2 separate regions of the Homo sapiens genome follow, and region 1 is linked to region 2. A link is a loop called in an ENCODE intact Hi-C map of the cell type or tissue named here. Cell type or tissue: heart left ventricle. All regions are shown on one strand. Links, peaks and the distances in the headings refer to the core of each region. The heading gives the core; the rest is flanking DNA.

What was found. Peaks named below come from ENCODE experiments on the same cell type or tissue, not always from the same donor. Only the 100,000 strongest peaks of a DNase experiment are listed, where the experiment ranks them.
Region 1: a loop joins it to region 2, with 2.2 times the contacts of the local background. A loop is called at or near these places in 9 of 110 quality-filtered maps.

Annotation. Positions count from the first base shown.
Region 1 is chr6:27,447,142-27,463,659 of GRCh38, forward strand. It overlaps ZNF184 (zinc finger protein 184), which reads right to left. Exons shown (of 6, transcript NM_001318891.2): 4 at 10,142-10,268; 5 at 9,685-9,780; 6 at 3,606-6,119. The coding sequence ends at 4,162. Among named protein-coding and RNA genes, the nearest start is that of ZNF184, 18 kb to the right of the region's middle. RefSeq lists silencers at 4,615-4,815, 5,375-5,575. In heart left ventricle, for the core only: no CTCF peak of the experiment used is centred there; no DNase peak of the experiment used is centred there.
Region 2 is chr6:27,377,569-27,394,086 of GRCh38, forward strand. ZNF391 (zinc finger protein 391) reads left to right here and starts at 11,191. Exons shown (of 3, transcript NM_001076781.3): 1 at 11,191-11,507. RefSeq lists an enhancer at 736-1,264. In heart left ventricle, for the core only: no CTCF peak of the experiment used is centred there; DNase peaks (open chromatin) are centred at 11,163 and 11,473; H3K4me3 peaks cover 1,853 bases; H3K27ac peaks cover 794 bases.

The DNA of each region.
Region 1 (16,518 bases), core at 4,050-12,049, 67 kb after region 2:
TTCACAGGCTCATGAATGGAGAGAATTTGCCTCAGGATAAATCATACCTTGACTACAACCCACATCTGATTCAGATGAGACTCTGGACTTTGGAGTTGGTGCTGGAATGAATTAAGAATTTTGGGGCTACTCGGATGGAATGAATGTATTTTCTATGTGAGAAGAACATGAGTTTTGAGGGTCAGGGGCAAAATTCTATGGTTTGAATGTCTCCTCCAAAATTCATGTTGAAATTTAATTGCCATTGTGATGGTTTTAAGAGGCGGGACCTTTAAAAGGTGATTAGGTCGGCCGGGCACAGTGACTCATGCCTGTAATCCTGGCACTTTGGGAGGCCGAGGCAGGCAGATCACCTGAGGTCAGGAGTTCAAGACCAGCCTGGCCAACATGGTGAAACCCCGTCTCTACTATAAATACAAAAATTAGCTGGGCATGGTGGCAGGCGCCCGTAATCCCAGCTACTCGGGAGGCTGAGGCAGGAGAATCGTTTGAACCCAGGAAGCAGAGGCTGCAGTGAGCCAAGATCATGCCATTGCACTCCAGCCTGGGTGACAAGAGTGAAACTCTGTCTCAAAAAAACAAACAAAAAAACAAATAAAAGCTGATTAAGTCATAAGGGCTTTGCCCTCATAAAGGGATTAATACCATTATCACAGGAGTGACTTAGTTATCATGGGTGTCTGGCCCTTTTTTCTGTCTCACACACTTTCACCCTTTCTCACCATGTGATGCCTTCTGCCATCAGATGATGTAGCACAAAGGCCCTCACCATATCTAATTGTTGGAATTAATACTCAGGATAATAGTCACCTTTGGGGAAGAAGAAAAAGGCTGTGATTTGAGGGGTGAAATAGCATTACTGGAATGCCAGTAGTGCTCCATTTCTTGACCTAGATGATAAGTTTACAGATATATTCACTTTGCACATTTATATTTTGTGTTCTTTTGTTTTTTATTAAGTTAAAAAGTTCCCAAACTGAATTCTGATTCCTCATCCCCTCTGTGAACCTACTGCATACTTGGTATTCTCTATCTCAGTACATGGTAAATCCTTTCAAGTTGCTAAGGCTGAAGTCCTTAAAGCCACCCTAACTTCTCTCTCACTTTTATAGCTAACCCATAGGCAAACCTTACCTGCTGTACATTCAAAATACAGCCTCAGTCCAACTACTTCCCATCGTTTTGTCAACAATATCTTTGTTTAAGCCACCATTCGATCTTACCTGGACTACTAGCATTCCAACTAAATTCCTGCCTGTACTCTTAACGCTTTATAATTTATTCCCTACATTACAGCAAGTGACCCTTTTTAAACAATTCAAATCTGTGCCCGACACTCTCCAATGACTTGCCATCTCATTCTGAATAGAATGCTAAATCCTTACCATAGCCAAGAAAGTCCTGAGGAACTACACCCCCAGCTCTCTCTCTGACCTCATCTCCTACCCTCACTTATTACAATCCAGCCAGTGTTTCTGAAACTGCCAAATGCTCCTATCTCAGGATACTTGTGGCTCCTAGTACCTCTGCCTGGAATGTTATCCTCTCAGATATCTACCTAGTTCATTCCTTCACCACCTCCAAGTGTGTGCTCCAATGACAAGTCATTAGAAATGCATTTCCTTTTTTTTTTTCCCCCATATCAAGCATGTGAACCCAAGAAAGGCATTTCCTAACCATTCTGTCTACAATAGCACCACCACAACCCATGATGGAAGTCTTGCCCAAGCCCTTCACCCTGCTTTATTATCTATGTTTACCACCCTTGGCATTTTACAACTTTCTTTATAATAGGATGTGAGCTCTGCAACAGAATATTTGGCTTTGTCTATTTCTGAACCCCTGCAAATATAATTAATTCAGCCACCTCATAAGCATTGGCTGTGGTTGAATGATTTTTAATGAAGACTTAAATGTTTAAGGATGAATGACTAAGTTACGTGACATTTTCTCTCTTTTCTGCTTCCCTCACAGTCATTTAGCAAAAACTACTCAAGTGGTTTAATATCTATAATCTGGCAGACATGGAAAGTGCCAATCTAGGACCTAGAGGAAAATGCTTAGTCTCTATATGCCCAATCTTGGACATTGAAACATCCAAATAAATTACACATGAAGGTATTAGAACTTTTTGTTAATAGTAGACAATTCCTTGCCTCATAAACAACTGGCTGGCTTTACTGATAACTTCCGAGGTCTTTTTATTTCTGGTCAGTTTGTTAGCAAATGTTAAACCTGTAAGGGAATCCCTCTGTTATTTTTCTGGATTCATTACAACTTCAAGGAAAAACTTATAACTTCTGCCAATTCTCCCTTCGATTTTAATTTGGGGCCAAGGGTGGTGACTACACCTGTAATCCCAACACTTTGGGAGGTCAAGGCAGGAGGACTGCCTGAGGCCAGGAGTTGGAGACCAGCCTGGGCAACATAGCCAGACCCCATCTCTACAGAAATTTAAAACAATTAGCCAGGCATGGTGGCATGCACCTATAGTTCCAGCTACTTGGGAGGCTGAGGCAGGAGCATCCTTTAAGCCCAGTTTGAGGCTGCAGTAAGTTATAATCATGCTACTGCACTCCAGCCTGGGTGACAGAGCAAGACCCTGTCTCTTAAATTAAAGAAAAAAAAAAGATTTTAACTTTGCTCTACTCTCTCAGTATGGTAAATATTAAGAAACTAATGTTGGTATTATACTAGATGTTTATGGCATATATGACTTGTATATTACAATCAAGAAAAAAAAGACCAAGAAATGGTTTAAAATAACTTCCTCCCTCTGCTCTTAAAATAGAGGTAAGGAGAAAAAATGGTAAATATGTGACTTAGTTCACCAAAGTGTAGTTAGATAGATATGTCTGAGCAAAAGGAGCAATTGTAAATCCACCTGCTTTGGGAAACAGGAATGTGGTCTGGAATAGCTAGTAGAGATGTTTTTGAGAAACACAAAAAGGAGATACAAAAACCAGGATCATGTGAACTTCTGTAATCTCACTGACTGTCAAAACAAATACAAGCCAATTTTTCTTTCCAGTGTACACATTAGGAATTTAAGAAAAAACACTTATGCCTGGGTCCTATCTCCTAAGGCAATTAGTCTCTGGAGTTGTAGGGCCTTGGCAAGATAATTTTATAGGGTTCTCCAGGTGTTATGGACTTAATATGTTCTCTCCAAATTTCTATGTTGAAAGCCTAATCTGCAATGTGATGGTATTAGGAGGGGGGCCTTTGGGAGGTGATTAGGTCATAAGGGTAGAGCCCTCACCAATGGGATTAGTAGTCTTATAAAGAGATATGAGAGGTTGCTCTGTCTCTGCTTAGCACCATGTAGGAACACAAGAAGAAGAGAGGTGTCTGCAAACGGAAATGGGCCTTCATCTGACACTGGATCTGCTAGTACCTTGATCTTGGACTTCCCAGCCTCTTCCAGCTTTAAACAAATTTCTATTGTTTAAGATACCTAGTCTATTGTAATTTAACATAACAGCACAAATTAAGACACCAGGTGACTCCAATATGCAACCAGGGTAAAATAACACCAGTTTAAGTTGTAGAAGTGGAATTCTATAGTTGTGGTAAACTCCTAGAATATTAAAAACAGACTAGAAGAAGAATAATAGTAAGTTTTAATATTCTTACTGAGTTAGGCTATTATATGCAATTGAATTGTTAATTTGAGGGTATTTTATAATTCTTTTTATTAGGAACCAGTTACCTAAACAATGTAAATGCATTAGACCAGGAGCATACTAGATCCCCGATCTAGTTACTGAAGCACAAATTCTATTGGCAAAACATGCATAAACATACACATTCTAGATGCAACACAGCAAAATGCTGATGTATAGTAAACCCATTCAAGAAAATATTGTAAATATACAAAACTGATTATAAAACTCCAAACTACCTTTGAAATAATCTACTCCAAATCCTTCATTCCATAAAGGAAACTAAAGCTTAAAACAGTAGAGTTTTCTAATGTCACAGAGTGGCTTAATAACAATTGGATTAGTTCAGCCCAATGTACTTTCCATTCCATAACATGATAGTGAAAATTTAAAAGATTTCAAGGCAGTTTCTAAATCCACTCTGATTCTTCAGTACTTAACAAAAGGACAAACTAAAGTAAATATCTCCCCTAAATTTATGATGTTCCTAGAATTGTCATATGCCAGGATGCAGTCTCTGATGTTTGTTGAGAGCAGAGCGATATCTGAAGGATTTTCCACAATCATTACATCCAAAAGGCTTCTCTCCTGAATGAATTCTCTGGTGCTGAATGAGATATGTGCTCTGGCTAAAAGTCTTTCTGCATTCATTACAGTTATAAGGTTTCTCTCCAGTATGAGTATTCTGATGTTCAGTCAGATGAGTGCTCCGGCTAAAGGCTTTGTCACATTCATTGCACTTATAGGGCTTCTCCCCAGTGTGAATTCGTTGATGCTGAGTTAGATGGGAGCTCTGGCTAAAGGTCTTTTCACATTTATTACACTGGTAGGGTTTTTCTTCTGTGTGAGTTTTTTGATGTTGAGCAAGAGATGAACAATGTCGAAAGGCTTTACCACACTCAGCACACTCATAAGGCTTGGCTCCTGTATGAATTCTCTTATGCTGTGTAAGGTGTATGTTCTGGTTGAATGCTCTCCCACACTCATTACACTTGTAAGGTCGTTCTCCAGTATGGATCTTCCTATGCTGAATAAGGGATGAACCATAACTGAAGGTTTTCCCACATTCATGACACTGATAGGGTTTCTCTCCAGTATGAATTCTTTCATGCTTAGCAAGAGATGAACTCCGAATAAAAGCTTTCCCACATTCTTTACATTCATAAGCTTTCTCTTGAGTATGAGTTTTCTGATGCTGATTAAGGTTTGAGAGATAACTGAAAGCCTTTCCACATTCACTGCATTCAAAGGGCTTTTCTCTCGTGTGAATTCTCCGATGTTGAGTAAGGGATGAGCAGTAACTGAAGGCCTTTCCACATTCATTGCATTTGTAAGGTTTTTCTCCAGTATGAATTTTCAGGTGTTGAGCAAGGGATGACCAGTAACTAAAAGATTTTCCACATTCTGCACAATCATAGGGTTTCTCCCCAGTATGAGTTTTTTGATGCTGAGTGAGGTTTGAGTGCTGGCTGAAGGCTTTCCCACATTCATTGCATTCGTACGGTTTTTCACCAGTATGAATCATATGATGACGGATAAAAGTTGAGGGCCCGTTGAAGGCCTTTCCACATTCATTACATTTATAGGTTTTTTCTCCAGTATGAATTTTTTGATGTTGAGTAAGGTGTGTGCTCCTGGTGAAGGTTTTATCACATTCATCACATTTAAAAGGTTTTTCTCCCGTATGAATTTTCTGATGTTCCATAAAGTGGCCTCTCTGGCTAAAGGCTTTTCCACACTCATTACAAGTGTATGGCTTCTCGCCAGTATGAATTCTCTGATGCTGAACAAGATGGGTCCTCTGACTAAAGGCTTTCCCACATTCATCACATTTATATGGTTTTTCTCCAGTATGAATTCTTTGATGTTGAGTAAGAGATGGACCCTCAATGAAGCCTTTTCCACACTGATCACATTTATATGGTTTATCTCCAGTATGAATTCTTTGATGGTTTATAAGGTTTTCACTCCGGCTGAAGGCTTTTTCACATTCATTACATTTGTAGGGTTTTTCTCCAGTATGTGTTCTCTGATGGCGAATAAGAGCTGAACAATAACTAAAGGCTTTCCCACATTCATTGCACTTACAAGATTTCTCTTTTTTAACTGGGTTTGAATTCTGTTTGATGCTTCTTTTAGTAGAGGTCTCTTCTGGAGATGGTTCTTGTGTTACAAGGTTTGAACTCACATTGACACTTTTCCCAAATTCATTATTTACAGGGCCTTTTTCCCAACTGGGTATTGTCTTTTCGGTTACCTTTATTTCCTTTGGCAGTGTCTGTTGGTTTGCCTGCTGTCTCTCTAAACTGCCTTCATATTCCCAACTTTCTAGCAAGTTGGAACTCCAAGAATCATCTCTTTTGTGTTTTTCCACTATTACCTCTGGAGATAGCTCTTCTTCAGAAATGTCAGGCTCTGGGGCTGACACACTATTTTCAAGTCTTGTCTCCCAGTCTAAAAGAAAAAGAAAATTCCAGTGTTCTCTGAATAGAGAAAAAATAAACTGCTATTGTGGGAATAATATAATGATACTGAAAAATAAATCTCTCAGAAAATTCTAATGGTTTTCAAATATATAGCCATATTATTTGGGGAGAAAGTTGGAAGGAGCTAAGGAGAATTATAAATAAAATACGAAAGTGGCAAAAGAATGTCTAATTCAATTTCATAGATAATCTTCAAGAACCAGTAAGGAAATACATTTAAGGTAATAGTTGACTAAAAAGGTGACAACAGAGATGGCTAAGAGTAGACAGAGATGAACTGAATCTGAAGGGGGCAGTTTGAATTGGGATTCCTTGCTAATAAACAACAAAACAAAAAATCCAAGAACCATGATTTAAAGACAGAACAAACAGGAAAGATTTATTAGCTAAGACCCCATGTGTTTCAGCCTGGAACACTGAAGAAATAATCACATCATTGCTAGATATGGGAAGAGTTGTAAATAGTAGAGAAATAATTTAGCAGGGAGAAACTAACAAGTTCAAGTCTAGGCATTTTGAGAATTAAGAAAAGAAATGGAGAGCTGGACTATAGTAGCGTTTGTGGAAGTGAAAGATGCCAACATCAGAATAACAAGGATGTTCAAATGTAGGATGGAAAGTATCAGCTCAAAAAAAGAAGGACAAGAATAGCTAAAGCCTTAGAAATATATGTGAAAAAGAGCAGAGGCAGAGGGAAGATCCTTGAGAATAGTCAGGGTAACAGAATTAATAAAATATACCAATGAAAGAAAGCAGTTTATCAGCAAACACATAAAACAACAGAAGAAACATAACCAGGAAAGTACATAATCAGGAAGTAAACTGTTGCCCAAAACAAAAGAGATGACAACTAAAAGAAGCAGGGTAGTCAATGCTGGCAATATTCTTAAAGAACAGATTCAATGGTATCAGGAGTTTACAGCAGACCCCAGAGGATCCTGAATCTTTCCCATATTGCAAGCCCAGTCACTATCACTACCACTACCACTATCACCGCAAGCATGAGCAGTGCGGCAGACCTCAGAGCTGCCTAGCATCCCCTCCACACCTGGCACTACAGGTAACAGCACAGCACGTATTAGTGTAGGCAGCCTCACAGCAGTAGAATTTCTACAGGAGGGACGACATCAATACAATACAGGGTTTGGAAACAGCCGATTGTTCAAGAAATAAATATGTTTTCATCAACAGAAATGACACCAAGGAAGGTATGTTTGCAAAGCAGGTAGCCATAAAGAATACCTCTGGAAGTACTTCACAATGAAAGATATGGAGACCATGGAGTCTGATGCTGTTAAAGAACAGTGCATGGAAGTGGCAGATCTCCAACCCTGGTTGGAGTTCCACTCAAAGGCAACATGAAACAGGCCATGGCCAATGTTATCTATATTGTCATGTCCTCTACTCAATAACCAACAGAATTACTAGAATATAAGGGGCAGGGCAAAAAATGAAGGGATGGAGAAAGTTCCCAAAGACCAGATTGAAAAATACCATCCCTATTGCAGAAGCAATTCTCCCTTTACTACAAACAAAGTCTACAGACATTGACTATACTATTCTGATGTCCCATGTGTGGAGAAGTAATCGAGGGTGTTGACAACCAGGGGACAAGAAAACAAGATAGACCAGTGAGACAGATACATATCAGGGTTATAGATCATGATCCTGAGGGTCAAGATCATCAAGACAGCTCCGAGAAGATGGCAATAAAGAGGATGAGGGAAATTAGGTAGACTAGGCCCAGGGCTAGTGGCCAAACTCAACATAGGTACTGTCACAATATCACTAGCTGTAAAGATATCTACAAAACTATACGACATTTTTATAAAGACAAAAGCAGCCAACTCACCAGCTAAGAATAAATCTATTCTAGATGCTGATAAAGATAGACTTGAGGGCTGATTTACCAAGACTATCATCATCAGGTCAAATTCCAGCAATAAAAAGTAACCAAAAGAATGGAGCTAAATATCTCAAGTGCTTGCCTTCTGTTCACTGACCAGGTAAGTGGAACTATAAAAATTATCTATGCAACATGGGGGTGGGGGTTATTATTTTTGCCTAAATAAATCTTTCTGGTAAAAAGTAGTTTTTGAAAAGCCTAAGTTTTTCAATGTACATTTTAATGGTTTAAAATGGTTTTCTATCTGGTCAAGTAAAATTTCATTTTTAATTTGTAATAAAACTTGACAACTTGCTTTTTCCAAAAGTTAACTAACCATAAGCCCCAGTTATTAAAGTTCTTCTTCTTTTTTTTAATTAAGCTTTCTAAAGTATGTTCCATGAAACCATTCTAAGAGAAAGATTTTACAGATGTGATATGAAAAAAAAGTATTCATTGTTGGAGGCAGGGCGGGGGTTGGGAGATGTTACATTCTATGCAACCCTGTTGAGCATTCATAACACCTAACTGCCTATTTAAAAAAAAAATCTCTGAGTGGTACTCCAGTTAGAAACTTGCTAAAGTTTGAACATGGCATACATTTTTCCCCCGTAAAGAAGAACCTCACCTACATCCCATTAACTCTAGAGACGTATCGCTTACCTAGAATGACTAGGTTTGTTTGTTTTTCCAGGGTCAGATCCTTAGGTTACTTCATGCAGTTTGGAAACTGATGATTTAGAAGAAAGTTATTCATAATTTCAAAAACTGTATGATGAAGTGATAAAATCAGAAGCTAGCTAGGTGCAGTGGCTCACACCTGTAATTGCAGCACTTTGAGACGCTGAGGCGGGTAGATCACTTGAGCCCAGGAGTTCAAGACCAGCCTGGGCAACATGGCGAAACCGTGTCTCCACTAAAAATACAAAAATTAGCCAGGCATGGTGGCGTGCACCTGTAGTTCCAGCTACTCGGGAGACTGAGGTGGGAGGATTACTCAAGCCTGGGAAGCAGAAGCTGCAGTGAGCCAAGATTACGCCACTGCACTACAGCCTGGGCAACAGAATGAGACTTTGTTTCAAAAAAAGAAAAAAAAAATCAGAAGCTATACATGTTACTAGGTAAGAATTAGGTGATAAAGAAACGAAGCCTGCAGTTATGGAATTCATTTTTGTTGAGTTTGCTTGGGAAAGAAAAGATAAACTGAATGGTGGCCATAAAGATTCATATTGTGGAGTAAATCTATTTGGAAATATAGGTTATGTATTTCTATTTAAAAGTACTGGGAATGGAGCCCGTAGATCCAAAATAAAAAATTGTAAGGACTGAAAAGTACGGTGATAATTATGAGATCATGGTCCTAAAGGAAGTAGAAAGAGATGTAATTCAGAGTCCAGTTCGAGAGGTGGATTTCATAGAAAGGTAGGAAGGACATCTCCTCAAAAAGGGGCATAACATAGAATATATATTGCAACAATTAGTGACATAACAAAGCATAAGAAAGTCCAGAAAACAGATGTTTTCCCATTTCTCCACAGGAAATACTTTAAAGGGAAGAAAGTACATCTACACTTCAGACATAAAATCCTCTCTTATCAGGCTGACAGTCGGAGTTAATGATATTCATCTGCTGGCATCCATGACTTACCTGCACAGGTACCTACTGGAATGCTTGGCTCCATGATCCATGGCTCTGTCCCTTGCTCTAACTGGGAAATCACATCAGGTTTAGAAACTTGGAGTCCTGTTCATTAGGGAAAAAAAGAAAGAAACCTGCAGTAAGGGGAAAGTACCATATCAGAATTCAATCACCACTTTGTCTTTAGAAGAAATGATATGTAGTAAAAACCTGATGGGAGTGGATAGCATATCAAGCTTTAGTGTTACCAGTTCCCAGACATGGTGGGAGTATAATTTGGGAACTGATCGGGGTTCAGGAAAATTATTATTTTGTCCCTCTGCTTGCTAGGATGGTAGAAACCTTTTCAAAAACTAGAAATTTAGAAATGGTTGGTTACTAAACTTAAAGGCAAACTCCCCTGAGCACAAGAGAGAACCCTCCTCCTGCACACCCCTTGATATTAACTCAGAGAAATTATCCTTACCTATAGAGACCAGGTGTGTATAATTTTCCAATGTCACATCCCTGAACAAATCTCTCTGGCCAGGGTCCAGCTGTTTCCATTCTTCCTGGGTAAAGTCCACTATCACATCCTTGAAAGTCACCGCTTCCTGAAATACCAAACATATTTCTGCTTAGCCATAAGCATTTACTTAGGAAAGGGGTAAAGTTAGCAATACTGACAGAAGTAAGGCAGTCTATAGGATGTCTGCAAAATAATCTTGACATTTTCTCCTTTATGAAATAAATGTAAAAACAGTGCCTCATCCATTGGGTTATTGTGAGAATTAAATAAAACATTCCATGTGAAATGCTTAATTTAACGTCTGGCATATAATAAGTGCTCAGTCAATATGGCCATTGTTGTTGTCCTTCATCGTCATCATTACCATCATCATCTCTGTGTTCCAAGGTCCGCTAAGTATTAATGGTTTAACTATTATCATCAATATTTTTTACTACCTACAATGTGCAAGAGCACCCAAAGGTTTTTTGAAAAAGAGAGGTGGAAAGACTTGCCCTAATACATTTCAAAAGATAAAGTAATTTAAAAATGGCCTAGTCTGGAATAAAACAAAATGAAATAAAATAGAAAATCCAGAAACAGATTCATATTTATAAGAGTTAAAAGGCATTAAGCAGCTTTCAAATTGGTTAAAAGTTAGTTAAATTAAAAGTAAGTTAAAAGTGAAATTAGTTAAGATGGATTAGTCACTAAATCATGCCATAACAAACGACTGTCTATGAAAAAAAAATTAAGGTGAGATCCTTACTTCACAACACACACAAAAATTCCTGCCAACCTAAAGATGAAATCGTAAAGAAAAAGTCAAAATAAAATAGAATAAAAAACAGGAAAATATTTGTATAAGCTTGAAATCTGGAAGGCAAAATTTACATGATGGAGAGAGAGATCGATAGATATAACCACATAACAATGTAAAACATCTATAAGACATCATAAACAAAAGGCAATTTAAAAAGCTTCTGCACAGTAAAAAAAAAAAAAAAAAAAAAAAAACAATCTACAGAGTTCAAGACAACCTGCAGAAGGGGCAAAAATATTTGCAAACTATTCATCTCACAAGGGACTAATATCCAGAATATACTCAAATCAACAGCAAAAAAATAAATAATACCATTAAAAAGTGGGTGAAGTATCTGAATAGGCATTTCTCAAAAGAAGACATATAAACACCCAAATATATGAAAAAATGCTCAATATCACTAAATGCAAATCAAAACCATAATAAGATATCATCTCACCCCAGTTAGTCAAAAAGACAAAAAAAAAAATAACAAATGCTGGCAAGGATACAACACTGGTGGGAATGTAAATTAGTACAACCATTATGGAAAACAGTTTGGCACTGTCTCAAAAAAACTAAATATGGAACTACCATATGATCCAGCAATCCCGCTAATGGGTATTTATCCAAAGTGAAGGAAATCAGTATACCAAAGAGACACATGCATCCCCATGTTTGCTATGGCTTTACTGACAACAGCTAAGATATAGAATCAACCTAAATGTCCATCAACAGACGAATGGATAAAGAAAATGTGGTATATATACACAAGGGAATACCATTCAGCCATTTTAAAAAAGAATAAAATCTTGTCATTAGTGGTAACATGGATGTACCTGCAGGACATTATGTTAAGTGAAATATGCCAGGCACAGAAAGATAAATATCGCATGTTCTCATTCACATGTAGGAGCAAACAAAAACAAAACGAGCTCATAGAGAGTAGAATTGTGCTTACTAGAGGCTGGGAAGGGTAGAGGAGGGAAGGCTAGGGAAAGACTGGCTAACAGTTACAAAGTTACAGGTAGATGGAAGGAATAAGTTCCAGTGTCTATAGCACTATAGCGTGAATATGGTTAACAATAATTTAGTGTATAATTACAAGAAAGTAGAAGAGAGGATTCGGAATATTCACAACACAAAGAAGTGATAAATGTTCAAGGTGATGGATATGCTAATTATCCTGATTTTATCATTACACATTGTATTCACGTACCAAAATATCACTCTGTATCCCATGGATATGTACAATTATTACATGTCAACTAAAAATTAAGGGAAAAAAAAAAGATCAACTACCCACAACAATAGCAACAATAAAGGCCAACAACCCAAATAGGCAAGTCACCGAGGAAAATGTGAAACCATGAAAAGATGCTCCCCTCCCCTAAAAATATAGTTAAACAGTAAAATATCAGACTGGGTAACACTGCTAAAGTGCTCATGTGTCCTATGGTGGAAACAGAACCCAAATGCAATCTATCTGGGGGGCAATCTGACAAGATCTATCAAAACTTTAATGGATACACCATTTGATCTGGTCTTCCTACTTCTAGGAATTTATTATTCAGAAACACTTCTAGGTACAAAGACATATGTACAATTGCCATTTCAACATCATTTGTGTGGAAGGAAAAAAAATCAAACTTACATGCCCATTAATAGGATAGTGGTTAAAAAATATATAGTACACCCATACTAAAACACTTTATATAGATAGTTATCAAATGATGTATATCTATACGTACTCATTAGAAAATATGTACACAAGAGGACAGGCATGGTGGCTCACACCTGCAATCTCAACACTGTGGGAGGCCAAGGTGGGAGGACTGCTTGAGCCCAAGAGTTCAAGACCAGCCTGCGCAACACAGTGAGACCTCATCGGCACTAAAGATAAAAATAGAAATAAGCTGGGCGTGGTGGCACGCACCTGTAGTCCCAGCTCCTCAGGAAGCTGAGGTGGGAGGATTGCTTCCACCCAGAAGTTCGAGGTTGCAGTGACCTATGATCATACCACTGAACTCTAGGGTATAATCCTACTTTTCTTTTTATGAATAGGAAGAACGTTTATATGTAAATGAACAGAAAAAAATCTAAAAGAATACTCAACCAAATACTATTGGTGGGACTGGGTAGTGGGACCTATAGGCAATGCAGGCAACTTCCTGCTTTTTTTATTGCTATGTATTTAAAACTAAGTGAGAGAGCAATAACTTTGTTTAAAAACTATAAATATATTAAATCATTAGGACTTTTCCCTCTAACCATGACAAAGCAACTGGACTAGCTCTTCCAATATAAATAAAACTGAACAATATATCTGAAACAAGTGTTTTCATATTTTGAACAGCAGGCAGGACAGAAGTGATACGGAGAGAAGGGAAACACTAACATGAGCCCCAGAATCCCCTTAACTTTTTGCCTGAGGCACTGTCCAGACTGCAGAGCAGGGAGGCAGAGCTCTACCAAAGCAGTGGTCTTACTGAGCTGAGGAGACAAAGTTGAAAGTTCAGAACTACTGAGGCAGGGAATTTGCAGGATAGATACTGGAGAGGAGGGAGCTGCAGAGAAAAGGAATACCACAAATCTGGTGTAAATACAATCTCCATGGGCAATGCAAAGTTACCAACATGACATAACTGAATAGAGTTGAGAAGTTATGTGCACAGTCGGCCCCCACAAACAGTTCCAGGACACTTTAGGAGCAGGGCAAGTCTAGACTGTGAAGAAAGAATATAAGCAGCAGGTCTGGTTGGCTCATTCCTTGCTAAATTCCAGGGATGCCTAGATCCTTGGTTCTGATCCTTGAACAAGTTCTGAAAACTAAACCTTTGAACATTTCCATGGTCACTAATTATCGACATAATTCTGTGTGCCTAGTCACTGATTAATGACGTTATTCTGTGTGCCCAGTGCACTGGGACAAGATGTACCAAACTGTCAACATCGTTTAAAGAAACACGGAAATTTATGAGTGTACCAGGTGCCGAGTGTGGGGTCTAAACTATAGCTGGTCATATGGCAGGTAAAGGCCAATGTGATCAGCAACCTTTATGAATTCGGACTCCAAGACTCAAGCAGGATTCCCTGGGTAGACATTCTTCATGTTTCTGTGGCTCACAGTAACAGAGAAAGTGTATCTGTATAATCATCACAGAGGGAGGACTCAGAAGCCTGTACCTGATTTCTCTGGACTCTGATTATGAATACCCTTTTCCTTCTGATCCTCTTTTGTATGCTTTGCTGTAATATTTGTTAGCCATGATTTATGCTACTGAGTCATATGAATCATTCCAACAAATCACTGAACTAAAGCGTGGTCATGGGTCCCTGAAACACAGCCCTAGAGTAAGGCTACACTAGATCAGCCCTAACAATGCTTACAGTTTAAAATACAAATGTCAATAGAATCAAGCTGTGGCCAAGATGGAATTAACAATAATTGGATTTACTCTCCTACATGAAATAAACAATACATTCCAGACAAAATGAAACAAAAGTCTCCATCACACTGAACCTCAGGTAGCAAAGAAAAGTGATCCCTGAGAATCAGGAAACAAATGAGGTGAGCCCTACAATTGCTCTAGCTTACTGCCTTGAGAGTTTCCAAACACTGGTGTAGGGAGGTGGAACCTAGGAGGAGCCCAGCAGATTTCTGGAACTCAAGAGATAGAGCTGAGAGTTTGGGAAAATCAAGGTGACTAGAGTTCACAAGACACAGTACTGGAGCGGAGAGAGCTACACAAAGAGAGAAGCAAGGAAAACTGCAGAGGTTCCCTCTTGAGTATTCAGAAAAGTACCAATCTGTGCATGGGTGTGATGAGACTATCTGAGGCCAGTGAAAGAATCACCTAAAGGAGTCAAGGGACCAGAACCAGCACTCAAAAAGGGTTAGAAATACATTAGCCAAAATGGAAAACTTCATAATTCATGAGGCATTGGGTAGAATACTCAATGGTCCTGCCTCTATGGTCAGGAATAAATAGGCTGAGACTAAATGCTGTTCTGGGCCCACTTAACAAATCTTAAAAGGCCTGAAAGGAACACACTGTTTCCAGTAACTTAACTGCATCCCAGAATAAGGTTCAAGAATTTTTTTTTTTTGAGGCGGAGTTTCTCTCTGTTGCGCAGCCTGGAGTGCAGTGGCGTGATCTCGGCTCACTGCAAGCTCTACCTCCCAGGTTCACGCCATTCTGCTGCCTCAGCCTCCCGAGTATCTGGGACCGCAGGTGCCCGCCACCACACCCGGCTAATTTTTTTGTATTTTTAGTAGAGACGGGGTTTCACTGTGTTAGCCAGAATGATCTCGATCTGCTGACCTCGTGATCCACCCGCCTTGGCCTCCCAAAGTGCTGGGATTACGGGTGTGAGCCACTGCGCCTGGCCAAGAATATTTTATATGAATATAAAAATATTCAGAACCCAATAAGGTAAAATTCAGTGTGTGGCATCCAATCAAAGACTATCAGGCAGCTGGGCACAGTGGCTCACACCTGTAATCCCAGCACTTTGGGAGGCCTAGGCAGGCAGATCATGAGGTCAGGAGTTTGAGACCAGCCTGACCAACATGGCAAAACGCTGTCTCTACTAAAAGTGCAAAAAAATTAGCCAGTCATGGTGGTGAGCGCCTGTAATCCCAGCTACTCAGGAGGCTGAGGCAGGAGAACCGCTTGAACCCAGGAGGCAGAGGTTGCAGTGAGCTGAGATTGTGCCACTGCACTCCAGCCTGGGCGACAGAGTGAGACTCTGTCTCAAAAAAAAAAAAAAATTATCAGGCAATGCAGAGAAGCAGGAAAATATAACCCATAATAAAGAGAAAAGTCAATCAACTGAAACCAACCCAGAAGAGACGTTAGAGTTAACAGACAAGAACATCAAAAGTTTTTATGACTGTATTCCATATGTTCAAAATGTTCAAAACGTTAGGCAGAGATATGAAAGACATTTAAAAAAAAAAAAAAAGAGAGAACACATGGACACAGGAAGGGGAACATCACACTCCGGGGACTGTTGTGGGGTGGGGGGAGGGGGGAGGGACAGCATTAGGGGATATACCTAATGCTAAATGACGAGTTAATGGGTGCAGCACACCAACATGGCACATGTATACATATGTAACAAACCTGCACATTGTGCACATGTACCCTAAAACTTAAAGTATAATAATAATAAAGAAAAAAAAAAAACTAAATGGAACTTCTTAGAGCTGAAAATGAGAATGTTTTGAGATTTAAAAAAATTCACCAGTTAGTATTAACAGAAGAGTAAGCTTTGAAGAAGAGAGATTAGTAACTTCAAAGACACAGAAATCAAAGCTATTCAAAATAAAAGAAAAAAATAATTTTAAAAAAAGAGCCTTGGGGAGCTCTAGGAGAACTTTAAGTTGCCTGCTTTATGTGTGATTGGAGTACTGGGGCAGGAGGCGAAAGATGAGAGGGGACCAGAAATCATTTTTGAGGAAATAACAGCTGATTATTTTCCAAACTTGATTTTAACCACAAAAAAATTGCACCAAAATACATCATAATCAAATAGTTTAAACTCAGTG
Region 2 (16,518 bases), core at 6,833-14,832:
CCCAGCTTCATGTCTTCCTGACTTTGCTTCAAGTTGTCCTACCTTTCCAGACCGAACCAATGTACTTCTCAAATATATTCATTGATGTCTCATGTCTCCCTAAAATATATAAAACCTAGCTGTGCCCTGACCACCTTGGGTACATGTCATCAGGACTTCCTGAGACTGTGCCACTGGCACATCCTCAACCTTGGAAAAAAATTTTCTAAATTAACTGAGACCTGTCTCAGATTTTCTGGGTTCGCAGTGTTTAATAGCTATCTTAGTCCAAGAAGAAATTCAGTGGTTCCTGCTTTAAGTTCACAACCTTCAATGATGCAGCAAGAGATGGAAAAATATATATACACATATATGTGTGTGTAACGTGTATATGTATATTTGTGTGTGTGTTTACATATATAGAGAAAAATAAATGCTACTGAATTTGGATCTGGATCCTATAGATTTACAAACTTCACAAGACTGTGTACATGTTTTAAAGAAAAATATTGCATAATCTGAAGAAGAAATAATATTGAATGGTCTATTTATATAACTTGTTTCCAAATATTTTAATTGATGTATAACTTTGAAGTATACAGGTGGGTTTTAACGAATATATGTTCCTGAGTAAAAACCACCCCCAGTCATCATATAGAACATTTGTTTCTTCCCATAAAGTTCCCTGGCACCCCTTTTTAGTCAATTTCACTCACGTCAGTGTGAAGAGACCACTAAACAGGCTTTGTGTGAGCAATAAAGCTTTTTAAATCACCTGGGTGCAGGTGGGCTGAGTCCAAAAAGAGAGTCAGCGAAGGGAGATAGGGGTGGGGCCGTTTTATAAGATTTGGGTAGGTAAAGGAAAATTACAGTCAAAGGGGGATTGTTCTCTGGTGAGCAGGGGTGGGGGTCACAAGGTGCTCAGTGGGGGAGATTTTTGAGCCAGGATGAGCCAGGAGAAGGAATTTCACAAGGTAATGTCATCAGTTAAGGCAAGGACCGGCTATTTTCACTTCTTTTGTGGTGGAATGCCGTCAGTTAAGGCAGGAACAGGCCATTTAAATATCACTTCTTTTGTGATTCTTCAGTTACTTCAGGCCATCTGCATGTATACGTGCAGGTCACAGGGGATGCGATGGCTTAGCTTGGGCTCAGAGGCCTGACAGTCAATATTCCTGTATATAACATTTTAGTGATTTCCTATTAAGTATATCAAATAAGAACATTTTTATTAAAAATGTATTTGAAGCTGTGCATGGTGGCATGTGCCTATGGTCCCAGCTATTTGGAAGGATCTCTTTAGCCTATGGGTTTGAAGGTGCAGTGAGCTATAACTGTGCCACTGCACTCTAGCCTGGGTGACAAGAGCACAACTCTGTCTCTAAAAAAAAAAAAAGTGTATATTCCTCTCTCTATATTCATATGAATCATAGATTCTACAATGAAAATTTATGTTGTAGTTTATTTGAACCCTTGCTCTTGGTATTTGTAACAACTGATTTTGCAAATGAAAACCAGCATTACTGACCTTTACATACTCAAACTGCTTCACATGCCAGTTGTTACAGCTGTGCTAAAACTACAAGGTCATTAACCCAACAATAGATGAAATGAAATTTTATTTGTATTTTCCATTTATTGTCACTGTAAATTTTATTTGTATTTTCCATTTATTGTCACCTAAAGTAGAGAGAAATAATTTCAGTATATTATTGCTATGTCTGTTTGGTGGTGTTACACTTGTTGCAGTGCCATATAATTTGGAGTATACTTTGTTAGACTTGAACTTACACTGATTAACAGTCACCTAAAACTAAACAAAAATAAATATAAAGGGAAGAGCACAGTATTTTTTGTGATGGGAAAGCAGAATAAATCAAGTTTTCCAGTTCTACCATATTTAGGTCATTTCTCTTCCTCCTATGTTGTAGGTATCTCAAGGAAACTGATTTATCCTTATCTTACCTTTTAATCTAAAGCCCAGTCAGTCTTTTAAAATGACATGATCTCACTTAATGTGAATAACTACGATTAAAAAACTCCAGGAGAACCCAGTCACCAGGGGACCCCCCCCCATACTTTTGTGAGTTTTACCTCCAGGAATTCAGCAAAATGAGTATCAGAGAAAATTCCTCTCATGCTTCTAGCAGAGGGAATGAGAAAAGGAACCATTTTGAAATATGCCACAGCATTCTGTACTTCTCAACAAGGTCAGCCCTCAAAAACAATCTATTTAACCAGAGCCTAACCTGCTGGGCTTTTATCAGGGCCTAACAGACCTTAGGAAATGGAAATACCCAACTTCAGTCATCTCTAGCCTCCCACATGGAAGAAAGGAAATACCCAACTCTAACCCACTCTAGTCATCCTGTCCCACCAAAGGGGGTAGGGGAAACTGAGAAAGGTGTGAAGTTCCCAATCCAGAGATATAGTCTTGACCAAAAGACTGAGACCTACTCAGAGAACTATAGAATGCTTCCCCTTCCCCTATACCTTGATACCACATTTCTAAAGGCATAGGGATGGTTGCTTGAGCCCAGGAGTTAAAGACCAGTCTGGGCAACATAGTAAGATCTCGTCCATGCAGAAAAATTAGTCAGGTAGAGTGATATGTGCCTATAGTCCTAGTGTGTCTGGAATTGGTGGGTTCTTGGTCTCACTGACTTCAAGAACGAAGCCGCGGACACTCGCGGTGAGTATTACAGGCCGCGTGCCTGGAGTTTGTTCCTTCTGATGTTCCAATGAATTGGGAGTTTCCTCCTTCTAGTGGGTGCATAGCCTGGCGGCTCAGGAGTGAAGCTGCAGACCTTCGCGGTGAGTATTACAGCTCTTAAGGCAGCACGTCTAGAGTTGTTCGTTTCTCCCGGTGGGTTCGTGGTCTCGCTGGCTTCAAGAGTGAAGCTGCAGACCTTCGCGGTGAGTTTTGTAGCTCACAAAGACAGTATGGACCCAAAGAGTGAGCAACAAGATTTAATGCAAACAGTGAAACAACAAACTTCTACAGTGTGGAAGGGGTTGCCACTGCTGGCTCGGGCAGCCTGCTTTTATTCTGTTATCTGGCCCCACCCACATCCTGCTGATTGGTAGAGCCAAGTGGTCTGTTTTGACAGGGCGCTTTTTGGTGCGTTTGCAATCCCTGAGCTAGACACAAAGGTTCTCCACGTCCCCACCAGATTAGCTAGATACAGAGGGTTGACACAAAGGTTCTCCACGTCCCCACCAGATTAGCTAGATACAGAGGGTTGACACAAAGGTTCTCCAAGGCCCCACCTGAGTAGCTAGATACAGAGTGTCGATTGGTGCATTCACAAACCCTGAGCTAGACACAGGGTGCTGATTGGTATGTTTACAAACCTTGAGTTAGATACAGAGTGCCCATTGGTGTATTTACAATCCCTGAGCTAGACATAAAGGTTCTCCACGTCCCCACCAGACTCAGGGGCCCAGCTGGCTTCATCCAGTGGATCCCGCACCAGGGCTGCAAGTGGAGCTGCCTGCCAGTCCCGCGCCGTGCGCCCACACTCTTCAGCCCTTGGGTGGTTGATGGGACTGGGCACCGTGGAGCAGGGGGCGGCGCTCATCGGGGAGGCTTGGGCCGCACAGGAGCCCACGGAGGGGGTGGGAGGCTCAGGCATGGTGGGCTGCAGGTCCCGAGGCCTGCGCCGCGGGAAGGCAGCTAAGGCCCGGCGAGAAATCGAGCGCAGCGCCGGTGGGCTAGCACTGCTGGGGGACCCAGTACACCTTCCGCAGCCGCTGGCCCGGGTGCTAAGCCCCTCATTGCCCGGGGCCGGCAGGTGCTCCGAGTGCGGGGCCCACCAAGCCCACGCCCAACCGGAACTCCAGCTGGCCCCCAAGCACCGCGCGCAGCCCCAGTTCCCGCTCGCGCTTCTCCCTCCACACCTACCCGCAAGCTGAGGGAGCCGGCTCCGGCCTTGGCCAGCCCAGAAAGGGGCTCCCACAGTGCAGCGGCGGGCTGAAGGGCTCCTCAAGTGCCGCCAAAGTGGGAGCCCAGGCAGAGGAGGCGCCGAGAGCGAGCGAGGGCTGTGAGGACTGCCAGCATGCTGTCACCTCTCACTAGCTACTTAGGAGGCTGAGGTGGGAGGATTGCTTGACCCAGGAGGAGGAGGCTGCAGTGAGCCATGACCGTGCCACTGCCCTGCAGCCTGAGTGACAGAGCAAAACTCTGTCTCAAAAAAAGTTTTAGGCAGGGCGTGGTGGCTCACACCTGTAGTCCCATCACTTTAGGAGGCCAAGACAGGCAGATCACCTGAGGTCAGAAGTTTGAGACCAGCCTGGCCAACATGGTGAAACCTTGTCTCTACTAAAAATACAAAAATTAGCCAGGCTGTGGTGGCATGTGCCTGTAATCCCAGCTACTCGGGAGGCTGAGGCAGGAGAATTGCTTGAACCTGGAAGGCGGAGGTTGCAGCGAGCCGAGATCGGGGCCGCTGCACTCCAGCCTGGGCAACAGAGCAAGACTCCATCTCAAAAAAAAAAAAAAAAGGCCGGCTGCGTTGGCTCACGCCTGTAATCCCAGACTTTGGGAGGCCAAGGCAAGCAGATCACCTGAGATCAGGAGTTCGAGAGGAACCTGGCCAACATGGTGAAACCCCGTCTCTGCTAAAAATACCAAAAATCAGCCGGGTGTAGTGATGGGCGCCAGTAATCCCAGCTGCCTAGGAGGCTGATTTATCACTATAGGAGGCTGAGACAGGAGAATCGCTTGAACCCGGGAGGCGGAGGTTGCAGTGAGCTGAGACAGCGCCATTGCACTCCAGCCTGGGCAACAAGAGGGAAACTCCGTCTCAAAAAATAAATAAATAAATACAGAAGTTTTTAAAAAGTGGTCTATTTACAGCAGTTCTTTTACTCAGCACAGCATTTCCATATATCAAGAAAATACAAGAAAATACGAAAAAGGCACAAAATGAAACAAAACAAATACAAATACACACAGACAGTTTGAAGAGGAAGAACAAGCATCGGAACCAGACTCACATATGGTGGGGATGTTAGAATTCTCATACCAGAAATTTGAAACAATGATGATTAAGATGATTAAGATGCTGAAGTCTCTGATGGGTAAAGTAGACACCATACAAGAATAGATAGGTAATGTTAGCACAGAGATATAAATTATAAGAACCAGAAAGAAATGCTAGAGATCAAAAGCACTGCAACAGAAATGAAAATGATTTTGATGGCCTTATTGGTAGACTAGACATGGCGGAAAAAAAGAATCTCTGATCTTGCTGTTTATCCCAATAGAAAGCATCAAAATTGAAAAGCAGGCTGAGCACGGTGGCTCATACTTGTAATCCCAGCACTTTGGGAGGCCAAGGTGGGCAGATCACTTGGGGTCAGGAGGTCAAGACCAGCCTGGCCAACATGGTAAAACCCCATCTCTACCAAAAATACAAAAATTAGCTGGGCATGGTGGTGCATGCCTGTAGTCCCAGCTACTCAGGAGGCTGAGGCAGGAGAAGCGCTTGAACACAGGAAGCAGAGGTTGCACCGAGCCGAGATTGTGCCACTGTATTCCAGCCTGGGCAACAGAGCCAGACCCTGTCTCAAAAAAAAACCAAAACACAAAATTGAAAAGCAAAGAGAACAAATTCTGAAAAAAGAGAATATTTAAGGACTGGGACAACTACAAAAAGTATAACATATGTATAATAGGAATACCAAAAAAAGAAGAAAGACACCGAGAGAGACAAAGACAGGGGGTGGGGAAGGAAGGAATAAAGAAAGAGTAAAAATATTTGAAACAGTAATGACTGAGAATTCTCCCAAATTAATGTCAGATATCAAACCACAGATCAAAGTGGCTTAGAGAACACTGAGCAAAATAAATGCCCAAAAAACTACACCTAGTGGCTTGGTCAATTTGAGTCACTATAACAAATTCTCATAGACAAGGTGCCTTATTAACAAAAGAAATTTATTTCTTATACCTCTGGGTTCTGAAAGTCTGAGATCAGGGTGACAACATATTTGGATTTGGGTGAGGGCCCTCTTCTGGGTTGCAGACTGCCAAACTCTTGTATCTTCACATAGTGGAGAGCAGAGAAAGGAAATAAGCTCTCTCATGACTCTTATAAGGGCACTAATCCTATTAATGAGGGCCCCACCCACATGGCCTCATCTAATCCTAGTTACTTCCTAAAGGCCTCATCTCCTAATAATATCACATTGAGGGGTAGGGTTTCAACTTATAAATTTTGGGGAGACACAAACATTTAGTCCAGAACACCTAGGGATAACATTTTTAAGCTACAGAAAATCGAAATTAAAGAAAAATCCTGGAAGAAGTCATACAGGGGAAAAAACAGCTTATATATAGAGGAGTAAAGATAAGATTTACATCTGACTTCTCAGAAACCATGCAAACAAGAAGAGAGTGGAGTGAAATATTTAAATGTTTAGAGATTAAAAACCACCTATTAGAATTCTATACTCTGGAAAAATCATCCTTCAAAAGTTGAGGAAAAATAAAGACTCTCTCAGAGAAACAAAAGTTTAAGGAATTTGTTGCCAGTAGACTTGTCTTGCATGAAATGTTAATATAACTTCTTTAGGGAGAAGGACAATAACAGAAGTTAAAACTTGGAAATATATATACATAAAGAACATGGGCTGGGTGTGGTGGCTCAAGCCTGTAATCCCAGCACTTTGGGAGGCTGAGGTGGGCAGATCACTTGAGGCCAGGAGTTCGAGACCAGCCTGGCCAACATGGTGAAACCCTGTCTCTACTAAAAATACAAAAATTAGCCTGGTTTGGTGGTACATGCCTGTAATCCCAGCTACTCAGGAGGCAGAGGCACAAGAATTGCTTGAACCTGGGAAGTGAAGGTTGCAGTGAGCCAAGATCACACCACTGCACTCCAGCCTGGGCAACAGAGTGAGACTCTATCTCAAAAAAAAAAAAAAAAAAAAGAGAGAGAGAGAGAGAGAATGAATAAGTAAAGGTAAAATAAAAGCATTTTTCTTATTGTTAGTTGATGTACTACAGCCAATTTTTAATTGACCTAAAAGTTTGCTCAAAATAATAACAATAATGTATTTACTCAATGATATATATATTCAATTACATATACACACACTGTTATGTATTCTTCTGTATGTGCAAAATGAGTGACAGCAATGAACCAAGGAACAGAAAGAAAAAATTAGAATTATTTTGTTATTGGCCAGGTGCTGTGGCTCATGCCTGTAATCCCAGCACTTTGGGAGGCCGAGGCAGGCAGACCACCTGAGGTCAGGAGTTCGAGACCAGCCTGGCCAACATGGCAAAACCCCATCTCTACTAAAAGTACAAAAATTAGCCGGGCATGTTGGCGGGTGCCTGTAATCTCAGCTACTTAGGAGGCTGAGGTAGGAGAAGCCTGAACACGGGAGGTGGAGGTTGCAGTGAGCCAAGATCGCGCCACTGCACTCCAACCTGGGCAACAAGAGTGAGACTCCATCTCAAAAAAAAAAAAAAAGATTTTTTTTATTATAAGGTACTTGCCATACTACCCATGAAGCTTTATAGTGTTATTTGAGAGTGGACTCAGATTAGTTGTAAATATATATTGCAAACTCTAGATTAACCACTTAGAAAAAAGAAGTGTAACTAATATGCTAATAAAAAAGAAAAATAAAATCATATAAAGGGTTCAATTAAAACAAAAAAAGTCAGAAAAAGTGGTAGACAAAAATAAGAACAAGAACAAAGGCAACAAATAGAAAACAGTTAAGCGTAGTAGATATTAATCCAACTATATCAATAATACTTTCAACATCAGTGGTCTAAATGCACCATTTTAAGGCAGAGATTGTGAAGAAATAATATATGTTGTCTACAAGAAACTCACTTTAAAGATAAAGATACATATAGATTAAAAGTAAATCAATAAAGTTATACCATACTAACACTAATCAAAAGAAAGCAGAAGTAGCTACATTAATTTCAGACAGAGCAGACTTCAAAGCAAGGAGAGCTATCAGGGATAAAAAAGGGAATTATGTAATGAGAAAAGGGTTCTCTAAGAAGACATAATCCTTAATATGTATGCACCTAAAAACAGACTTTCAAAATACATGAGGCAAAAACTGATAGAACTTCAAGAAGGAAGAGATGCATCTACTATCACAGAAATCTCAAAAATTCTTTATCAGAAATGGGCAGATCCAGGAAGCAGAAAATCAGTAAGGATATAGTTGAAATCAACAACATCATCAATCAACTAGATATAATGGCCATCTATAGACTTCATCCAAGAACAGCAGAATACTCTTTCTTCTCAAACTCACATGGAACATTAATCAATATAGACCATGTTCTGGGCTGTAAAACATAACTTAACAAATTTAAAAGAATAGAAATCATACAATGATTTATCTCAGATGACATTAGAGTTAACTAGAAATCAATAACAGAAAGATCATTGGAAAATCTCCCACATACTTGGAGATTAAGCAATACACTTCTAAATAATACATGGGTCAAAGAAGAAATGCCAAGAGCAATTAAAAGATACTTCAAACTACATGAAAATGAAAACACAACTTATCAAAATTTATAGAATGCTGTGAAAGCAGTGCTTAGGGGGAATTTATGGCAATGAATATATACATATTAGAAATAGCATAAAAATACCTAGGAATAAATTTAACCAAGGAAGTGAAAGACCTGTATGCTGAATACTGCAATTGCTTAAAGAAATTAAAGAAGACCTAAATAATTGGAAAGACATCCCATGTTCATGGGTTGGAAGACTAACTACTGATAAGATGATAATACAATTTGATATACAGATTCAATGTATTCCTTATAAAAATTTCAACATTTGTTTGCAGAAATAGAAAATCCCATCCTAAAATTCACATGGAAAATCAAATTACCCTGAATAACCAATGAAAACCTTGGAGAAAAGAATAAAGTTTAAAGACACATACTTCATAATTTCAAAACTTTACACAAGCCTACAGTAACCTAAAGAGTGTGGTGCTGGAATAAGAATAGGAATATAGACCAATAAAATAGAAAAGAGAGCCCAGAAATAAACCTCACATATACGGTTGATTGATTGATTTTCAACAAGTGCCAAGACCATTCAATGGGAAATGGACAGTATTTTCAACAAATGGTGCTGGGAAAACTGGATATCCAAATGCAAAATAATAAAGTTGTAGTATTTACACCATCTACAAAAATTAACCCAAAATGGATCAAGGACCTAAATTTAAGAAGCAAAACTATAAAACTCTTAGCAGAAAACATAAAAATCTTTATTAGACAATGTAATTTTCAAGTATTGCACAGGTGATAAAAATAAATAAATGGAGCTTCATCAAAATTAAAAAGTTTTATGCATCAAAGGACACTATCAAAAGAGAGAAAAACTTCACAGACTGGGAGAAAATATTTGCAAATCATATCTGAAGAAGAATATCTGGAATATACAAAAACTCATGCAACACAACAAAACCTAATTCAAAAATAGGCAAAGGATTTGAACAGACATTTCTCCAAAGAAGACACACAAATAAGTACATGACAAGATGCTCAACATCACTAGCCATTAGGGAAATGCAAATTAAAGCCACAATGAGATAAAGCTTATACCCATTATGATGGTTATAATACTACAACTACAACAAAACAGAAGTTAACAAGTGTTAGCAAAGATGTGGAGAACTAGAACCCTCCTGCACTGCTGATGGGAATGTAAAACGATGCAGCCATTATGGAAAACAGTTTGATGGTTCCTCTAGAAAGCTGATTGCAGAGTTACCATATGATATAGCAATTCAATGCCTAGGTGTATACCCAAAGAATTGAAAACAGTGACTCAGATACTTGTACACCAATGTTCACAGCAGCATTATTCACAATGGCCAAAAGGCAGGAACCACCCAAGTGTTCAACAAGAGATTAATGGATAAACAAAATATTATGTATGTATATTTATACACTGTTTGTGTATAAACACACACATATACACGAAGGAATATTATTTAGCCATTAAAAGGCATGAAGGATACATGCTGCAGTATGAATGAACCTTGAAAACTTTATGCTAATTAAAAATAATCCAGACATAAATAGACAAATATTGTATTATTTTACTTATATGGCATATCTAGAACAGGCAAATTCATAGAAACATAGTGTAAAATAAAGGTTACCAGGGACTGTGGGGAGCAGGGAATAGAGACTGCTCAATGGGCATCTTTAGGGATGACGAAAATGTTCTAGAATTAGATAGTGACGGTGCTGTTGTGAATACGCTAAAAACTTTACTGTATGACTTTAAAATGGTAACTTTAATGTTGTGCATAGTTTACCACAGTTTGAAAGTGTTTTTAATTTTTAAAAATAGGAAATGATAAAATTAGACTTTATCTAATTCTTTCCAGCTTTATAATTTGGATCCTGCTCCTTTGTACTTCATGGCTCATGCTTTATACTTACTTGATGTTTCTATGGTACTTGTGCACAGCTGTCATGTATCAGACCTGCAGTTTTGCACATGCTTTCCACTCTTCTAGTTCCTCAACTATTTGTAAGGTTGCCCTCCTTTATGTTTTCCATTAAATCTTCCATTAGTCAAACCACTCCAGTGTCCCTCGTTCCATAAGTTTCCCCTGCTCTGAACTCCCAGGGCACATTGTGCAACTTCATTACCTTATATTAAAATTATCTGGAATTTTAAAAAATCTACTAGATTAGGGTAGTGTCCTGATTTTATTCATTTTTTTCTTTTGGTGAAATTTGAGACATGTCTTGCATTTAACAGTATTTAAGCAACTAGATTGTGCAACGGAGCCAGTTTCTCCAGACAGGCTGGAGAGACCACTTGCATCAGAATCATCTGGGGTGCCCCTTGAAAATGCAATGTTCCGGGCCAACGAGTCAATCTCGGAGTGTAAATCTTGTGAAGCTGTATTTTAACAAGCTCACTTGGTGATTTATTTGTGTACGCTATTTAAAACTCTGTGAACCACCGGTCTAGGCTATACTTTGCAGTGTATTAAGGTGGTCTTCGGCACCTCTCGCAGACCCCCTTCCTCTTGCCTCTAGCGCCAACCTCTCAGCCTCTCGCATACCAGGGGAGGGGCTTTGCAAAACCTTCCACGAAAGTGAATCCCAGCACAGCCCTGCTGTAGCTGGCTCTCAGGCGCAAGCGCAGAGCTGCGACCGCTGCTGATACGTTGCTCAGTCTCAGTGTGGTCTCTGTTTTGCAACTGGTCGTCCGCGTCAGGAGACTTAGGTCCAGGCGACTGCCCAGACAATGACTGGTCCCGCATACCGAGCAGAGCATGATCAGCAGCAGTCTGAGTGGAAGAGTGCCTGTGATCTTAGGGAACCTGATGGGCGTTGGAGCAGCGGTTCGACGCATGGGTTTCTCTTTAATCCTTCCGACTTCCCCAAGCCCAGCGCACTCAGGTTCCGCTCCAAGTGCGGGACCCGCCCGGGGTGTGTCGGGGGTACTCGGCCGGAGGCGGCCGGTGAGTGAGGCTTACAGGGCCCCGGGACCAAGGTGGGTGCTCTTAGAGGTTCTGGAAAGCGGAAACACGGGTTCTTCGAAGGAAACGGGCGAAAGGGTCGCGTGTGGTTTGGCTGCAGGTCGGGTCAGGAGGCACCTCCACGGTTGGGACGCCGCGTGGCGTGGGGTCATGAAGCCCCCAGCGCTCGTCTCACTGGCGGGCCAGCCTAGTCCCTCTGCGGCAGTGACAGCCAGTGGTTTTCCCCGGGTGTATCCCTGGGAGATGAAAAAGAGCAGGGTTGCTCCCTGCTTCCCCTCTAGCTGGGCGAGGGAGGTCTTCGGTACTGGGGTGTTTCCCAGGTGCTTACTGAGTGCAGGCACTGCTCCAAGAGTTTTTACCTGCATTAACTCATTTAATCCTTGCATCAACCCTATGAAGTAATGTACTATTATTATGCCCATGTTACAGATAAGGAAATTGAGGCACACAGAGATGAAGTACTTGCTTGGCCGGGCGCAGTGGCTCACGCCTGTAATCCCAGCACTTTGGGAGGCCAAGGCGGGCGGATCACCTGAGGTCGAGACCAGCCTGGCCAATACGGTGAAACCCGTTCTCTACTAAAAATACAAAAATTAGGTGGGAGTGGTGGCGCGCGCCTGTAATCCCTGCTACTCGGGAGGCTGAGGCAGGAGAATCACTTGTACCCGGGAGGCAGAGGTTGGAGCGAGCAGAGACCACGCCACTGCACTCCAGCGTAGGCAACAAGAGTGAAACTCCGCGCCCCTCCCCCCCAAAAAAGAGAAGTACTTGCTTGAGTGCCAGTCCTTAGTTTATGTTTCTGATGATGAAGGTTGGTACTTGAATAAAGTAGTTGTTAATTATTTGTTGTGGGTGTATTGACAGTTACTGTGGATCATTGAGTTTGTGCTTTATGTGTGAGTTTGTGCTTTGAGCCAATATCTGGGAACATTGTTACCTGAAGATCACCTTTGGTAGGACAAGATTTTCTCTATTCTGTGATTAAACTGAGGCTGCCCAGGCAGTTCTGCTGATTGCTTTGTGGATTGGCAAAGGCTCCAGGAAGCAATCAACCTAGTGCCACAAAACAAAGCACCCAGAGAAGCCCTATTCCTGACCCTTCAAAACCTTCTTCCTTCTGAAGGGGGTAGAAAATAAAGGAGAATTATCCCTGGATCAGGAATTGATTATAGGAGAGACAAGCAATGTCAAAAGAATTTTAGATAATTAGGGTAACTGTGGTGGCCAGCGCTGTTAGTGCTAAAAAGTTTGAGTCACATAAAGGAATAGCAAACCACCAGGTTGGCTAGGGCTGCAGCATGTTGTGACCACTTAAGAGAATAATGATTTTGTAGGGATACAGTATCCAGAGAGCAGTAAGGTGACTCAAATAATGAAAGTATGAGGAAGAAAGGAGAAAAGGAGAGGCAACTTTCCACATTATGGTGGAGGAATCCCTTGGATGGACTCTGGATAAAGGTATAGCCCTAACCTCCTAGCATCTCTGAAATATGTTTGGGGGCTATCCCTGAAACTTTTGTCACATCCGCTAGACTTCCTTTTCCCATCTTACATACATCCTCCAAAGCCAGGAAAAAGAATGCATCTCTCCATGCTCTAGAGCAGCAGCTGCTGAAGGGAGACTCATAAATCCTCTGACAGCATCTTTCCTTAAACATACACCATCACAGTTTTCAAATTCATTGATGTGAGATGAGCACAGCAATAGCATCATCTCCCTTATACTATATATGATATTCTTTATTGTAAATGTTTTGCCATAGTTTAACTTGCAGTATTGATGAAAGTTTTGTAAGAAAAGACAAGCACATGCTAGTAATGGTGTTTTATAATGTGGGACGAGATTTTTCAGAAAAGTGACTTGACCAAGGAAGTGCAGCTGTAAGCAGTGTCATCTGTCTTCTATTTTGACCCTCAGGAAGAAGTAAGGGGACTAGTGCCATAGTGTCTTTGAACTCATACCCCATATGAAGAGAACGTCAAAGAGGCTGGATCACCTAAAGGGTTTAGAGAAAGTTTGGAATTGGCTCAGATCTGTCTTTTATCATAAAAGATGAACTTGAAACCCAGACATAACTGTCCATTGTCATTTTCTTTATATCTGAGAGGAGATGGGATTACTTTGGGGCATTCATTGTACTTTTTTTTTTTTTTTTTTTTGAGACAGAGTTTCGCTCTTGTCGCTCAGGCTGGAGTGCAATGGTACTATCTTGGCTCACTGCAACCTCCGCCTGCTGGGTTCAAGCGATTCTCCTGCCTCAGCCTCCTGAAGTAGCTGGGATTACAGGTGCCCACCACCACGCCCAGCTAATTTTTTTGTATTTTTAGTTGAGACAGGGTTTCCCCATGTTGGCCAGGCTGGTCTTGAAATCCTGACCTCAGGTGATCCACCTGTCTTGGCCTCCCAATCATTACTTCTTAATCCTTAGGGTTGCATTCAACAGGCTAGATGTGGACATTACTAGACAGAGGTTCTGGATGCCTTGGACTATGACCTTTGCCCATTTCTGCCTTTCATTAAAAATAAAACCAAGAGGAGGCAGAAGATGGAAAGGCAACTGTCTACCTCTCCATAAGATCCATATTCCACATGAGTTAAGTATTCTTCCCTCTTTTCTGAACGTGTGTTTCATCATACCAACCAGAGACACATTTATTTCTCTTTTAAAGGAACTTCCGTTCTTAGATGAGTCTGCCAAATTTTGCCAAGGGGACTATTCTTCATTTGCCTGTTGACTGTCCTTAATATCTTCAACACTCCCTCACTCTAATTCATCATTAGATGATTAATGAACACAGGCTTTTTTTTGGCCTATTTCTTGAATGGTTTCATCTGAAACACGGACCTTGAGATCTTACATGTCTCCGAGGATTTGAAAAAGAGTAGATTCATTCTAGTTCTCTCCCCTTAGTCTAAGCAGATGGCTATGTGCCTCAAAGTTTGGGATCTAAAGTTAAACTACTAGGTATCCGATAGCTTTGGACCAATCAAGTCCAGCATCTTCATTTTGCAGGTGAGGAGACATAAAACCAGATTGTTTATTTTTCCCTGGTTTCTATATAGCTACCAATGGAGCTATAACCAAAATCCAGATTACCTAGTCAGTGCCTATAGCTCTGGGCCTCTATCTGATGTTTCCCTGAATTGTGCTGAGGATGCCACTTGCACTTCAGTGGAGGCCAGAGACTTTATTGATTTTATTTTTTTTGAGATGATGGAGTCTTGCTCTGTCGCCCAGGCCAGAGTGCAGTGGTACAGTCTTGGCTCACTGCAACCTCTACCTCCCAGGTTCAAGCAATTCTTCTGCCTCAGCCTCCTGAGTATCTGGCACTACAGGTGTGTGCCACCATGACTGGCTAATTTTTATATTTGTATTAGAGATGGGGTTTCACCATGTTGGGCTAGTCTCGAACTCCTGACCTCAGGTGATCTGCCTACCTCGGCCTCCCAAAGTGCTGGGATTATAGGTATGAGCCAAAGCCAGAGACTTTACTCCATCGGTTACATAGATAGGGCTGTTAGTGAGGCTGAGATTTACTGCAGCCTTTCAGGGACTGGGTCTGGGAGGCAGTCACTCTCTATACCCCTACAGCACTCTGAAGTCAAGATCATGCTGATAACCTTCTGACATCAGTGGAGTTTAGTTTCTTGGCCATTTACAGGCCGCTAAACAGAAAGTGTGATTCAGGCATTCTTTCCCTGTCTGTTGAGAAGCAACACATACTGTATAGTATAATGAGTTTGAATCTAGGATTTATTACTTGGCCTTGTGCCAAATTACTTAACTTCTCTGTACTTCACACTATTTTTTTGTATTGCAGGAATAATAATAATTCCCCTCAGAGTTATTGTGAACAATAAATGAGTCAATATTCATACAATTCTTAGAATAGGCAGGCCCAAAGAAAGACCATTTCTGGAGACTACTTCCAAGTTAGATTCCTTTCACAAGTTCTTTTTTCATTTTTTCTAGGTAGAAAGTTTCCCTAGTGGAGTTTGTATGTGTCTATCATATGTGTCACATGCACAAACACATCTAATGCATAATACAGTTGTATATATAATGAGCTTATTTGAAATGAAAAAACAACTACACTTTGAGACTCTTGCACTGTACAGTATGATATGGCTTGAATATGTGTCTCCACCAAATCTCAAGTTGTATTGTAACCCTGACAATGAGGTGATTGGATCTTACAGATTGATACCTCAGAGCTTGGTGCTGTTCTTGTGATAATGCATAAGTTCTCATGAGATCTGGTTGTGTAAAAGTGTGTGGTACCTCTCCACCTCTTCTCCTGCTTTTGCCATGTGATGTGCCTAATCCCCCTTTGCCTTCCACCATGAGTAAAAGCTCCCTGAGGCCTCCCCAGAAGCTGAGCAGATGCCATCACCATGGTTGTACAGCCTGAAGAACTGTGAGCCAGTTAAACCTATTTTCTTTATAAATTACCCAGCCTCAAGTATTTCTTTATAGCAATGCAAGAATGGCCTAATACAGCAAATTGGTACTGAGGAGCTGGCTTGGCTATAAAGATACTTAAAAATGTGAAAGGAACTTTGGAACTGGGTAACAGGCAGAGGGTGGAAGAGTTTGGAGGGCTCAGAAGATGGGAAGATGAGGGAAAGTTTAGAATTTCTTAGAGACTGGTTAAATGTTTGTGACAAAAATGCTGATAGTGATATGGACAGTGAAGTCCAGGCTGACAAAGTCTCAGATGGCAATGAGGAACTTATTGGGAACTAAAGCAAAGGTCATGTGTGTTATGCCTTAGCAAAGAACTTGGTTGCCTTGTGCCCCTGCCCTAGGGATCTGTGGAAGTTTGCACTTCAGAGTGTTGATTTAGGGTATCTGGCAGAAGAAATTTTTAAGCAGCAAAGGAAGATGTAGCCTGGCTCTTTCTAACAGTCTATCTGTCCTCAGATGTAGAAGCAAAGAAATGATTTAAAGTTGGAAGTTATATTTAAAGGGGAAGCAGAGCATAAAAGTTTGGAAAATTTGCAGAGGAAAGAAAAAAAAAGCT